Regions from separate parts of the Homo sapiens genome. Here region 1 is linked to region 2. Evidence: read pairs that join two places in POLR2A ChIA-PET (ENCODE). Cell type or tissue: Panc1. All regions are shown on one strand. Each heading gives the region's core, and the rest is flanking DNA. Links, peaks and the distances in the headings are about the cores only.

Region 1 (4,398 bases), core at 145-4,144, 190 kb after region 2:
TAAATGTTGGTGTTTCCCCCCACCAAGCTACATTATATGTGAAACATCTACTTATTTCCTCACTAATATGACATTATACTGAATGTCCAGTGTACCCATTTTTTTCAGGATAGAAAACTTTCAGAGCTTCTCTCCATTTCCCTCTCCCTCATCAATTAGCTAAATATCTTTTTGCTCTAAAATCAGTGCATGTCTCTGATTTTATAAACAAATTACCGATTAACTTTTTAGCTCAGTTGTTCTTGACCAATTTTCTGTCCTAGCAAATCTGAGGGGACAAACGTATTTCTTTCTACCTATATTAATGGCTCACTAATGAAAAGAAACGGTATGAGAGACATATATAAGTTTGAAAAAACTGCAGGGCAGCTTCTGGTACAAGGAGGGCTTCCTCTGATGGAAAATTGCCACTTTATTTAATTTATTTATTTTTATTGAGATGCAGTCTCACTCTGGGGCCCAGCCTGGAATATAGTGGAGCGTTCTCGGCCCACTGCAACCTCTGCCTTCTGGGCTCAAGCGATTTTCATACCTTAGCCTCCCGAGTAGCTAGGACTACAGGTGCCCACTACTACGCCTGGCTAATTTTTGCATTTTTAGTAGAGACAGGGTTTCGCCATTTTGGCCAGTCTGGTCTCGAACTCCTGACCTCAAGTGATCTACCTGCCTTGGCCTCCCAAAGTGCTGGGATTACAGGTGTGAGCCACCATGCCTGGCCCGAGAATTGCCACTTTAACAACCAAATTTCTAAAAGGTTAATCTGCAGGCGTTAAAGACACAAAAGTTGAAGAAACGAGAAGACATAGCAAACTACTTCAGTATGTGTTTTTTCACCCACGAAAGACGTATTAATAATCATTATGATGGTGGCTCACACCTGTGATCCCAGCACTTTGGGAGGATGAGGCCGGCGGATCATGAGGTCAGGATATCAAGATCATCCTGGCTAGCACTGTAAAACCCCGTCTCTATTAAAAATACAAAAAATTAGCCAGGCGTGGTGGTGAGCGCCTGTAGTCCCAGCTGCTCGGGAGGCTGAGGCAGAAGAATGGCGTGAACCCGGGAGGCAGAGCTTACAGCGAGCCAAGATCACGCCACTGCACTCCAGCCTGGGCAACAGAGAGAGACTCCATCTCAAAAAAAAAAAAAAATCATTATGAAAGGGGAAAAAAAGAGCCACTGTCTCAAACTTTATAACCTAAGAATCTCTCAGAAGTCCCCTACCCAATCTAAAATGTCCACAGCAGCAATAAGTTTGAGCTCACAGTAATAACATTGAGTTACACAGTGGCTGGAAGAATTTTTTAATAAAGATTTTAATAGTTATTTTCTGAACTGTCCAAAATAATGAACTATTTGCTCTAACTCAGAGGTGCTCGTGCTAAGCTAGTATCTTGGGCCAAAGAGACATGATGGAAACAGAAAAACAGGCATCTTTCAGAATGACCATGATACAGACGCTGCTGCTCTCGTGAGAGAGGGACTGGAGTAGAGTTACAATAAGCCTGAGGGCCTGGAGTACTAGAATCTGAAGGCAGCAGCAGGAGCTAAGAATCCTGTAGGGGAAAAGTCACTCAAACGCTCATTTCTTGCTGGGCAGGGTGGAGCTTGCTGTCAGCTTTTTCTCCAATACGTGCACAAATCATTGGGTAGTGTTCTAAGATGAGCAGTTTTTTACTTCATTAAGCAGCTGCAAGTAACAAAGGGAACCCTAAACCATGAAGAATTTTATGGATGTGGATCTCCTCTAACACAAGTTGTGGGCTCCTCTAATGCTTTGGCTAAAAAAGGAGGAAGGGAATCTCAGTACTAACTGCAAAAGTTAGGACTCTGACCTAACTTTTAACAACAGACATATGGAGAATGAATGTGTTCCAAGCAGACTTACTGCTTGTATCTTAAGGAATACCAGAGACCACAAACACATTACAGGGTATTCCAGGCATAACACATATTCAAACTTAATACAATACTGAGTGGCAAGGGTGGACCACAGCAGCTGACTTCTGAAACATGAAAAATAAAAGTAGCTATAAGAATAGTGGGAGAGAGGCCAGACATGGTGGCTCACGCCTGTAATCCCAGCACTTTGGGAGGCCGAGGCGGGCGGATCACAAGGTCAGGAGATAGAGACCATCCTGGCTAACATGGTGAAACCCCGTCTCTACTAAAAATACAAAAAATTAGCCAGGAGTGGTGGCAGGCGCCTGTAGTCCCAGCTATTTGGGAGGTTGAGGCAGAAGAATGGAGTGAGCCCAGGAGGCGGAGCTTGCAGTAAGCCGAGATCACGCCACTGCACTCCAGCCTGGGTGACAGAGTGAGACTCCGTCTCAAAAAAAAAAAAAAAAAAAAAGAGGGGACTAGTGGGAGAGAAAATTATTTCAAGGTTTTTCTGTATTGTCTAGGCATTTAAAGAAAGAAAACAGAAAACAAAATGAAAAAGCAAATTATTTCATAGACCCCCCACTGATTTTTTGTTAATTTGAGAGAAATTATAGTTTATCCATTAAAAATAAACAAAAGAATAAACTTTTGGCCAGGCACAGGGCTCACGCCTCTAATCCCAGCACTTTGGGAAGCCGAGGCGGGCAGATCACGAGGTCAGGAGAATGAGACCATCTTGGCTAACGTGGTGAAACCCCGACTCTACCAAAAATACAAAAAATTAGCTGGGTGTGGTGACATGCGCCTGCAGTCCCAGCTACTTGGGAGGTTGAGACAGGAAAATTGCTTGAACCCAGGAGGCAGAGGTTGCAGTGAGCTGAGATCGCACCACTGCACTCCAGCCTGGCAACAGAGCGAGACTCTGTCTCAAAAAAAAAAAAAAAAAAGAGGCCAGGCGCGGTGGCTCACGCCTATAATCCCAGCACTTTGGGAGGCCAAGGGGGCGGGTCACCTGAGGTTAGGAGTTTGAGACCAGCCTGGCCAACATGGTGAAACCCCATCTCTACTAAAAATAAAAAATTAGCCAGGTGTGGTGGCACGCACCTGTAGTCCCAGCTACTCAGGAGGCTGAGGCAGGAGAATCTCTTAAACCCGGAAGGCAGAGGTTGCAGTGAGCCGAGATTGCGCCGCTGCACTGTAGCCTGGGTGACAGAGTGAGACGCAGTCTCAAGAAAAAAAAAAAAAAAAAGAAAGAAATTATCACTACAGTTGATCAGAAGGCAATCACTCCAATATGCACATGCAGGGCACCGGTAAATACTATTCAGCTGCTAATTAAATTTCATTATATTAAATAAACATTTTTTACTTTACTGTTAACAAATATTTTCCTAGGCTGTAGGGTAAGAAATTACACTGAAAGGTGATATCCGGCTTCTCTGCAAGTAATTACTAAGGGGAAGAAAATACTTTAAATCAAATGAAAGGCTGGGTGCAATGGCTCATGCCTGTAATCTCAGCAGTTTGGGAGGCCAAGGCAGGTGGATCATCTGAGGTCGGAAGTTTGAGACCAGCCTGGCGAACGTGGCAAAACCCTGTCTCCACTAAAAATACAAAAATCAGCCGGGCACTGTGGTGCGTGCTTGTAGTTCCAGCTACTTGGGAGGCTGAGGCAGGAGAATCGCTTGAACCCGAGAGGCAGAGGTTGCAGTGAGCCGAGATCGTGCCGTTGCACTCTGGCCTGGGCGATAAGAGTGAGACTCCATCTCAAAAAAATAAAATAAAATAAATAAATCAAATGAGAAACATGTAGAAGTGTTTCAAATATCTTTCCCCTCATCCCTGTCTTCCATTAAGGTTTTGGATCTTTTAGGGCCTGCCATTGTTGGTAGGTAATTTGGGAAAGTGACCTTGGTCTAGACAATGAACAGTTGGATTTTCCTCCTTTGAAGTTAACACCATCACTCGGAGGGATGTTGAATCAATCTTCCCAAAGTTTCTTTTCTCACTAAAGTATTTCCCATTAAACTACAGCATCCTTGATAGAATTTATTTTCTAACTTGAAAGTGAGATTAAAAAGATGACTCAAAAAGAAAAAAGAGAGTCCGGGCGCAGTGGCTCACACCTGTAATCCCAGCACTTTGGGAGGCCAAGGTGGGTGGATCACGAGGTCAGGAGATTGAGACCACCCTGGCTAACACAGTGAAACCCCGTCTCTACTAAAAATAAAAAAAAAAATTAGCCAGGCCTGGTGGCGGGTGCCTGTAGTCCCAGCTAGTCAGTAGGCTGAGGCAGGAGAATGGCGTGAACCTGGAAGGCGGAAGTTGCAGTGAGCCAAGATCACACCACTGCACTCCAGCCTGGTGACAGAGTGAGACTCTGTCTTGAAAAAAAAAAAAAGAAAATAAAAGAAAAAATAGGATTACTGACTGTACCACTTCTGCAATAAGGCTGAAAAAAAAAAAAAAAGCTACAGAATGACTACGCATGTCCTGCAGAGGGACCCACTAGGT
Region 2 (4,398 bases), core at 171-4,170:
TTTTATTTCTTTTGTGTGTCCCCCACACTGTACCTCATACAATACCCATATATGGCAAGTACTCAATACATGCTTATGATTGAATGACAAAATAATCAACCCTACTTTGGACTCACAGGCTGAAAAATCTTCACACCTACAATTCACACCAGTAAGCCTCCTTCTATCCAACAATTTAAAGGACATTCCTGGGGTGAGTACTGCTGATTCTACTGGATTTATTACATTAGGTTCCATCTCCAGCAAAGAGCTCAAAGTACACGTGTACTGTTAAAATAGAATTCCCGACTACTGAGAAGCTGGGTGGAAAAGTGGGCAAGTGAAGGAAAAATCTATTATAATAGCCTGCCTCCAAAGAATAAGCATTATTCAGCCCTAGAGAATAAAACATTCCTAATATGTCTCTGAACTAAGACTTCTAACTGACATTTCACTAAACTTTGTACTGGCTAAATTATGCCACAATGAATATCACTAAAACCAACAACTTGACATAATAAAAAGATCCTAAAAATCTCAGCTAATGATCCATATGATCGTGTATTGTAAGATTTAGTTTTTAATTACTTACTCTTTGGCCAAAGCAAAACTTTTAAACTTTTTCAATGCATTATGATTAAGCATCTACCACATGCCAAGCACTGGGAAAACAAATGAATTTTTTTAAAAGCCAAAATGCCAACTGATTTTGTATTTTGCTATAAATTGAAGTATAAGCAACAGCACTGAGGAAGTACCATGCAGTGAAGGGGTCAATTTTATCCGTCGAAATTGGGGAAAATTACATAGCAAATTTAAGGTGGATATTGAAGACTGAGTAGGAGTTTGAGGCAGGGCAGCAGGAGGAGAAAGAGTATTCCAGGCCAAAAGGGGGTTATAAAAGAGCCAAGCACATTGGGCACGGTAGGTGTGATAAAGAGGAGAAAAGATAAAAAGGAGCGAGATGATGTAGAGTACTCAGACAATGAAGGCTCTGGTATGCTAAGCGAAGAAGTCTGGGGGTTTATGTCCTCAAACAATGGAGAGAAAGTAGAAATCTTCAGGCAGGAAAGTGACAAAAACATGAGGATTCAAGTAACAGGAAGAGCCTAGTAACATTATAATCATCTCAAAGGCATTATTCAGTGTTATACTATTTACATGTTGCTCAGTCAATTTGGTCCTGATACCAATACAAAAGAAATTTAAGTATATATTACAATCTATTCCACTCTATGATATCAGTAGTCTCAGGGCTCAGTCATTAGCCCTCTTCTTTACTCCCTAGCTGACCTAACCAGTTACATGTTTTTGTTTTCAGTTTTGTTTTTTTGAGACAGGATCTCCATTTGTCGCGCAGGCTGGAGTGCAGTGGCATGATCATGGCTCATTGTAGCTTCAACCACCCAGGCTGAAGTAATCCTCCCACATCAGCTTCCCAAGTAGCTGGGGCCACAGGCACACCACCACACCCAGCTAATTTTTTTTTTTTCTTTATAGAGACAAGGTCTCACTATGTTGCAGAGGCTGGCAGTTCTATATGTTTAAACACCATCAATGTATCGATGACATCCCAAAGGTATATTCGCAACCCTGATCTTGACCCTAGGCTCTAGAATTTAATAGTCAGCTGCCTACTCAATGGCTATTCCTGGATATCTAGCAGGCATCTCAAGCTCCAAACATCTAAACACTTCATCCAAACTAGCTCCTTCCTGTTTCCCATCTCTGTAAATGGCACCACTGGCTCCAGCTAAAAGCCTTGTAATCATCTTTGATTACTCTCTTTCACTCACCTCCCACAGCTAATCTATCAGCAAATCCTGTTGGTTCTACCTTGAAAACATGCCCTGAATTCAATGACTTCTCACTGCATCTATCTTTATCTACCTCACTAGTCCAAGCTACTGTACCTCACAACACTCCAATGGCTTCTTTTTTTTTTTTTTTTTTTTTGAGACGAAGTCTTGCTCAGTCGCCCAGGCTGGAGTGCAGTGGCACTTTTTCAATGCATTATGATTAAGCATAAGTAGCTGCGACTACAGGCGCCCGCCACCATGGCCAGCTAATTTTTTTTGTATTTTTTAGTAGAGACAGGGTTTCACCATGTTAGCCAGGATGGTCTCGATCTCCTGACCTCATGATCCACCTGCCTCGGCCACCCAAAGTGCTGGAATTACAGGCATGAGCCACCGTGCCCGGCCTCCAACGGCTTAATTGCCTCTGCAGCAAAGCGATGTTTTGAAAACATAAATTAGGTATCATTTTTCTGCACAAAACTGTCCAATGAATACCATCAGTTAGAATAAAATCCAAAAACCTCATGGCCTGCAAGGCTCTACACAATCTGAGCCCCGCCAATTCTCAATCTCATTTCCTACTAGCATGCACCACCACCACCACCACTTCATACCCCAGCACTCTCCCAACTCTGGCACACTAGCCTTCTTGTAATTCCTTGAAAATCCCCAAACTGATTTTTGACACAAAGTCTTTGCATTACTATTCCCACCACTTCCAATTCTCCACGTTTGGGTGTGTCTTACTCTTTATCATTCAGGTCGTGTTATGTTCAAATGTTACTTCAGAGAAGCCTTGCCTGGCAACCCACCTAAAAGAACCACCAAACCCACCACCACCACTCTCTATCTCTTGTATTGTTTTCTTCATAGCTTTTTTTTTTTTTTTTTTTTTGGATACAGAGTCTTGCTCTGTCACCCAGGCTGGAGAGCAGTGGCACGATCTCAGCTCACCGCAACCTCCCGGGTTCAAGATATTCTCATGCCTCAGGCTCCCGAACAGCTAGGACTACAGGCGTGCACCACCACACCCAGCTAATTTTTTGTATTTTTTAGTAGAGACAGGGTTTCACCATGTTGGCCAAGCTGGTCTCAAACTCCTGACCTCAGGTGATCCACCTGCCTCGGCCTCCCAAAGTGCTGGGATTACAGGCATGAGCCACCATGCCTGGCCCTGAAATCATCTTTATTAGCTCATTGTCTACCAAAATATAATTTCCATGAGGGCATGGACTTTGTCCTGTTCAATGCTCAATCCTTAGCACCTGGCACGCAGTAGGGCTCATTAATTATTTGTTGTTGAATTGTAAGATATTACCTAATTGATCTCAACTATCCGATTTGTATTTTCATCCTACTATGAATAATTGAATAATTCCTTTCCTACCTTTGAATTTAGATCCAATTCTTGATTACCAGAATGTTCTTCTTAAAACAGAGTCCTAAAACAGCTTAAAGACTGTTAAAATAAGCTATATGGTACTAACGCCTTTAATTCCTTTCTACAATTAGCCCTTCAGGCAACTTCGTCATTATTTTTCCTTGATTATAATATCCACTATCCTTTTTCTGTATTATTAGGCTTGTCAATGTATTACTTATTATAAATGCTACTGGTAGACATGTGTAGAATATCAACAGATATTTACTTTTATATTGCAAGTAACAAATTTTATTAATATTAGCTATAGAAAAGCAAACATTTAAAAACAAAACTGACAGCCAAGTGATCAAGGTCACATCAATAGTGACAATCATGTTGATACTAAGTACTCTAACCCCAGTCTAATGATGAAAAAAGCATCAAATCCCAATTGAGTAACATGCTACAGAAAACCTGACTGGTATTCCTCAAAAGTGTCAAGGTCATCAAAAATAAGGAAAGTGTGAGAAACTATCATAGCCAAGAGGATCCTAAGGAGACATGACTACAAAAAGTACTGTGTTATCTTGGATGGAATAGTGAAACAAGAAAGTGACATTAGATAAAAAGGAAATCTGAATAAACTATGGACTTTCGTTAATAATAATGTATCATTATTGGTTCCTTAATTATAATAGGCTGGGTGTGGTGGCTCACACCTGTAATCCCAACAGTTTGGGAGGCCAAGGAGAGCAGATCACTTGAGCTCAGGAGACCAACCTGGGAAACATGATGAAACTCCATCTCTACCAAAAATACAAAAAAATTAGCTGGATGTGGTGGTGCACGCCTGTAATCCCAGCTACTTGGGTGGCTGAGACACGAGAATCACCTGTTATTCCAGCTACTCAGGAGGCTGAAGTGGGAGGATCACTTGAACCCAGGAGGCAGAGGCTGCAGTAAGCAGAGATAGTGCCATTTGCGCTCCAGCCTGGGTGACAGAGAGAGACTCCATCTCAAAAACTAAAATAAATTATTTTAATTATAGTAAATATACTATACTAACATAAGATTTTAATAATGGGAAAAGCTGGAAGGGAAGCTAGGTATATGAAAACTCTCTTTGTAGTCTGCAATTTTTCTATAAATCTAAAACTTTTAAAAAATAGTTTTTTTAGGCCGGGCACAGTGGCTCACGCCTGTAATCCCAGCACTTTGGGAAGCCAAGGCGGGTGGATCTCCTGAGGTCGGGAGTTC

The links. ChIA-PET counts read pairs that join two places held together with the same protein. Peaks named below come from ENCODE experiments on the same cell type or tissue, not always from the same donor. Only the 100,000 strongest peaks of a DNase experiment are listed, where the experiment ranks them.
Region 1: POLR2A ChIA-PET joins it to region 2 with 5 read pairs; 3 of 35 experiments call an interaction of 5 or more read pairs at or near these places.

Annotation. Positions count from the first base shown.
Region 1 is chr15:41,438,924-41,443,321 of GRCh38, reverse strand. The region is part of intron 2 of RTF1 (RTF1 homolog, Paf1/RNA polymerase II complex component); the gene reads right to left. Among named protein-coding and RNA genes, the nearest start is that of RTF1, 24 kb to the right of the region's middle. In Panc1, for the core only: no CTCF peak of the experiment used is centred there; no DNase peak of the experiment used is centred there.
Region 2 is chr15:41,626,643-41,631,040 of GRCh38, reverse strand. It overlaps a transcript of MGA not described here. Among named protein-coding and RNA genes, the nearest start is that of MGA, 32 kb to the left of the region's middle. In Panc1, for the core only: no CTCF peak of the experiment used is centred there; no DNase peak of the experiment used is centred there; H3K27ac peaks cover 669 bases.